2 separate regions of the Mus musculus genome follow, and region 2 is linked to region 1. A link is a contact called in ENCODE Hi-C or POLR2A ChIA-PET data. All regions are on one chromosome and are shown on one strand. Each heading gives the region's core, a stretch centred on a gene start or an enhancer-like site at or near the end of the contact. The rest is flanking DNA. Distances are from core to core; before and after follow the strand shown.

Evidence for each region. Hi-C counts contacts between places; a loop is a spot of excess contacts on that map. ChIA-PET counts read pairs that join two places held with the same protein, here RNA polymerase II (POLR2A).
Region 2: a map of regulatory T cell shows a loop between it and region 1 (2.6-fold over the local background). The contact joins the promoter of Mpp4 here to the promoter of Als2 in region 1. A Hi-C loop is called at or near these places in 3 of 37 maps with a recorded cell type or tissue (T-helper 1 cell, T-helper 2 cell and regulatory T cell). POLR2A ChIA-PET finds 5 or more read pairs at or near these places in 4 of 5 experiments (Patski and embryonic stem cell).

Annotation. Positions count from the first base shown.
Region 1 is chr1:59,235,832-59,238,531 of GRCm38, reverse strand. Als2 (alsin Rho guanine nucleotide exchange factor) reads left to right here and starts at 1,301. Exons shown (of 34, transcript NM_028717.6): 1 at 1,301-1,377. It overlaps Gm33667 (predicted gene, 33667), which reads right to left and starts at 1,177. Exons shown (of 2, transcript NR_168353.1): 1 at 779-1,177.
Region 2 is chr1:59,160,220-59,162,945 of GRCm38, reverse strand. Mpp4 (membrane protein, palmitoylated 4 (MAGUK p55 subfamily member 4)) reads left to right here and starts at 1,310. Exons shown (of 22, transcript NM_145143.3): 1 at 1,310-1,414. Als2 (alsin Rho guanine nucleotide exchange factor) reads left to right here. Exons shown (of 34, transcript NM_028717.6): 34 at 1-190.

The DNA of each region.
Region 1 (2,700 bases), core at 52-2,551:
TGACTAGTGGACTAACAGGATAATGGGCCCCAAAGAACTAGATTTCCTCAAGAGTCTCACTGGAGAAGGAAGAGATTGGGTTTCTGGGTGCAAACCATCAGGAGAGCTTGGTTCTTAGTTCTGACAACTTGTCAGTTTGCTTTGCAGGACCAACCAAGATGTGTTTACCATGGGCAAGATCACACCTTGAGCCTTCTACTTATGTCAAGGCTCCAAAGATAGACTTAGGGGGTTTACTGAACCAGCCCCTTAGTTCTTTTTCCTAGTGCAGTCTCATTGAATAAATTTCTTTCACTGTTGTCTTTTTTAGCTGTGTTATGGAGGACAGGTAGCTTGTTAGGGCGGCCAGAGTCCAGGCTTCATTAACTGCAGGACATCCCTGGTTTGTACCATTTGGTGGCGCCATTCTCAAGGCTGTACACTTTTCTGTTCTAGCACTGAAGTTGATAAGGCTCTGGTGAGAGACCCTGAGTTGGAGGAACCAGTTGGGAATTTGTACGCAGGGGCATTCGATTCGGGGAATATATCTATCTTTAATGAGTAAATAAATGTAACTCTGTAGGTTCCGCGATGCACACTCTGTAGCAGCAGATTTCTCTCTGGCTTGTGTTCTGAGAGCATCTGTTACACAAAACATTCAAGGGAGCACTTAGGGGTGCAGCGGGAGGATTGCGACCGTGACAAGTATGGATGGTAGTGAGACTAAGAAGCAAGCAAAAACAATTTTAACGCTGTATATTGAGGAGCCCTGAGGAAATAGTTTCTTCCTACTCTTTACCGTTTAAGGTGGACACGCGGCAAAGGCACACTCGGGAAGAGATGACGTCATGCAGCTTAAAGGTAGCTCGTATTTTCACTTTTGTTATTTCTCTTGAGACACGTTCTCAAGGCTGGCCTCGAATTCCTGATCCTGCTGCCTTCATCTCACAAATGTTGGGATTACAGACGTGTGCAGCCATGTTCTGATAGGTAAGATTTTCTCTTCATTTCTCGCAGTTTGAGGAGGTAACAAAACTTGCAGTAGTTTCCATCCTCAAGCGCGGCCTATCGTTACCATGGAAACGCTTATTGAGTTAGGTCCTTTCACTGAGTCTTCGGTTGCTTCTAAAGTGCGCCCGCCCTAGGACGATTGGTTCTGCCCTGACTGAATGGTTTGCCTGCAGTCACTGATGCGTTCGGAGCAATCTTGATCCCTGTCGGACGCCGTCACCGGCTCTTGCCTAGCTCCACCCATTCTGCGGGCCCGCCTCTCCAGCCCGCCGCCGGAGGCCCCGCCCCTACCTGGAGGCCCCGCCCCCATGAATCAGCTGATCTCGCGTACCCGCGGTGCAGTCGGGCTCGCGCCGGGAGAAGAGCGCGGAGCTGCGGGAGCGTCAGGTGAGCCCGCGCGGGTCCGGGCGGTCCTTGGGTTCGAAGGCGGGTCGGCGGAGGTGCGGGAGCGCGCTGGGCTGGCCTGCGGGGACGGCGCCTGCCTGTGAAGAGCTCCGGACGTGGTGGCTCGGCCCGGGTCCCACCCTCCGGGTCCCAGCGCCCCACTGCCGTGGTCGGAGCTGTGTGGCATTCCTTCGGGTCCCCTCTTCCCGCCTCCACCCACGCTGCTTACGCCCATCCGCTCAGAGGGTTTTTTGAATGCCCACAGTGGGCGCCCAGCTGGCTAGACAGTGAACCTTGCTGAGTGTCCTAGGTGGGTTTGCCCCAGGATGCATATCGTGGGGAAAAGTGAAGGGGGGCGGGGAGGGTCTGTGGTTTGAAACAGCGTTTGCTGAAAATGAAAAGGACTTTGGTATTAATCAGTGGTAGTTTGACCAAATCCCTAAATGTATCAAGTCATCAAAGGAATCATCGTGAAGACAGGAAAGAACACTGGAGCGATCTTGAGGAAATGGTCCTCACATTGATGTTGGTCCTCCAGGTAACAGGGCTATTTGCAGACAAGCAACTGTAGATTTGTAGAGGCAAGCTACTGTTTAGTACTTCTGTGGTTACCAAAGAGGGAAAACACACTGGTTGAATTGGGTGGTCAAGAGCAGCACTTTCTTATAGATTAACTGACTGCTGTACCCAAATTAAGGTTGTTACTCTGTTGTTCTTATATTTGTATCTGTTTTTTAAATGACTGTCAAGGATAAACTTGTGTGATGTAGGTTTATTTGGAGCAGGTACAAAAATGCAAAAAAACAGTAGGCCATACTTTTTTGTTTTTTATCATATACCTGTATGTATTAGTGTTCTCTAGAGTCACAAAACTTATGAAATGTATATATTAAGGGAATTTATCATAGTGATATACAGTTTACAGTCCAACTAGCCCAACAACGGGAATGGGAAGTCCAAGAATCTAATAGTTGCTCAGTCCCACGAGGGTAGTTATTTTAGCTGGTCTTCTGGATAAGCTGGAATCCTGAAGAAGTAGGTTCCAATAGATTCGATGGCAAAGGAGTGCAGGCAGGCAAAGGAGAGAGAGCCTTCCTTCTTCCAATGTCCTTATGTAGGCCTCTAGCAGAAGGTGTGACCCAGATTAAAGGTGTGTGCCATTACCCCTGGATTTGGAATTTGCTTTGTCCCAGGCTAGCCTTGAACTCGGAGATCTGCTTGCCTCATTCTCCTGGGATTAAAGGCGTGTTCTACTTTGCCTGGGCCTAAGCTTTTCATGACCACTATGCCTCAAGACTTGTGTTGTCCCATGTCAAGATGTGGGTC
Region 2 (2,726 bases), core at 61-2,560, 76 kb after region 1:
ATGACATTCATCTCTACGAAGCTGTTCTATGACTGTGGAAGAAATGACATGGGGCAGACTGTACTTTAAAGAGTGCTCAGTTTACAGTATTCTTTCTCCACATTGTAATCCATGCCTCAGACCTCAGGAACCCCTGGGGTTTTTAATTCACTTAACTACTAGCCAATTTCTGGCAAAGAGCAAGTTAATTCTGATCCCGATAACCCAGAGACAAAGGTCTCCAAGGAAAACTGCTGCTGTGAGTAAGACAGTTGTGGGCTTTGTTTTTGTTTAGGGAAGGGCTAGAGGAACAGGTTTAGGAGGATAGCACTGTCCGCATCTCTCCGCCTACCGTCTTCTGCCAGGCCGAGCTGCTCCCTGTGGAGAGGGACCAACTCTTTCTCATTTCGCATATTTTTAGTTTGTGAGCCAAGACACAAATGCCAGATTTGGCTAGTAAAGCCAAAGTAATTGAACACCTACCTCCTTCAGAGAAAGATCAGGAGGGGCTAATAGTGGGAATGGATGGAAACTTGGACAATAGGACCAGAGAAATTCTCAAATGGCAGCATGCCATCTCACATCTCTGAGAACCCGTTGCAATTCAATCTTCTAATTTCAGTTTTAAGAGAAGCTGCCTAACCACTGTATTTTCCTCATTCTACACAGTTCTTGAGTTGCAGCTTAAAACAATAAATTTTCATGTGTGTGTGGAAAACCCTAAATCTCCAGGCACTGTCTGTGACTAGAAATACCAGCACCTATGTAACTCACAGCAGCCCTCAGCAGTGCCAGTCTGGGGGCTCCCTTTCCCTATCGGTGAATAGCTATAGTTTGCTGTGTCTGCGCTGGGACTCCAACCCAGAGCTTCCCGACTTTCCTCTACTCTTTCCCACTGCCTATGCCCCGCAGATGTGTTCTGCATTAGGCCTTGAAAAGCTGAAGTTAAGAAAAGTAAAAGCCTCTGGTGGGTGTAGTGGCACACCTTTGTAGTCTGAGCCCTTGAGGGTGGAGGAAGTTCAGTTATCCTTGGTTATACACACAGTTTGAGGCTACCGGGGCTACATAAGACTCTGTCTCAAAAAAAAAAAACAAACTAAAAGTAGGAAAGATTTGAAGGGGGGCGATTGGTGTTTGTTATCTGGAAACAGTCAACAGAAATATTAAGGGCTTGTATGGGAGTGTAGTACTCATGTGAGAGAAAGCTCACTGTGGTGGAGGATAATGTAAATGAGATGTTCCCTTGCAGGGACAGCTAGGGCTGCTGCGGAGGCTTAGAAGAGGTCCAGGGTTAGCCTGCAAGGGCAGGATTATGCCAAAGAGGATGCACAGAGCTTTTCTCTAGAGCATCAGGTGACTGGCAGCTAGCAGCCTCCTGGTGCTTCCTGCTTGCTTCTCTCTTGCCAGGAGCAACACTGTGTTTTCATCCTTGCAGGTAAGAGTCTGCTCGCAATGCCGCATTTCCAGAAGGCACCAGCAGCAGCTACAGATAATCGTGGGTAGTCTGTGTTAAAGTGGTTGACTGTCCTACAGTACCATCTCTTAAGCGTGGCACAGTGCGTTGTCAAAGAGTTCAAGTGAAACTGTCCCATCTTCTGTGAGGGCCTTGGATGCAGAGGAAGCCAGCAGGCCATTTCTCAGGGAGGGTTGCATATGGGCTTTTTCAAGATTTCCATATTGAAAAATACTTTAGAAAACAAGCCTAGTGGGTAAGAGGTCAGGACTTTGAATAGCAATTGTTTTAAAGCAGAAGGAAATGCTTTAAATGTTTTAATTATAATGTTTAATTACAATTTAATTGTGTGTGTGTGTACGCTTGTGTGCAAGTGTGCGCGCATGCGTTTGTGGAAGCCCTGGTGCTTGTGGAGGTCAGAGAACAACTGAAAACAGCTCCCTCCTACCATGTGGGTTCAAAGTCATCAGACTTGGCAGCGAATGCATTTCCTGCTGAGCTACCCCAGAGACCCAAAGCTGAATTTTAAGGTAATGCTGCGTACATTCCAGGTATTCATGGTGACCACTTGCTTTATAACACAGTTTTTAATTGCCTTTTCTTATTCCCTACCTCTTTACCCTATAAATCACCTGTCTAGAATCCTTCATTCTGGCGCAATTCAAACCAAGGCACTTAAACACATAAGGTTATTATTTAAATCCACATAGTGCCCCACCAGTAATAAAAAGGATAAGGTAAAGAAAGATATAGCTTAGCTGGTAGAATGCTTGTGTGGCATATGTGAAGTCCAGGGTTCAGTTCCCAGCACCACATAAACCATTTGTGGTCACACATGCCTGTCACACAACCCCAGCCCTTGGGAGGTGGAGACCGGAGGATGAGAGCATCTGGTGATCCTTGACTAGAGAGAAAGTCTGAGGCCAGCATGGACTACATGGGACTCTGTCACCAAACAAACAGGAAACCAACCAAAAGCAAGATAGCTGAAAACAGCTCCCTCCTACCATGTGGATACTGTGTATTTAAGCGTGTGAGTGTGGATAGATAGCACAGAAGCACACATGTGAGCCTACACAAAACCCTGAAAGGATGTAGCAACTTTGAATGCAGGAGTAAATAGACTCCAGGAGTGCTGTGCTGTAGTGGTTTCCTGAGTCACAAGCAGGATTAGCGCTGATAGAATGATTTTCTGATTTGGTAGACTACTTGGTAAGGTTTAATGTGCAATGTGTTAATTCTTCAATTATGATGGTAGCGTTTCTTCAAATTTATTGGTTTCTTGCAAACTATT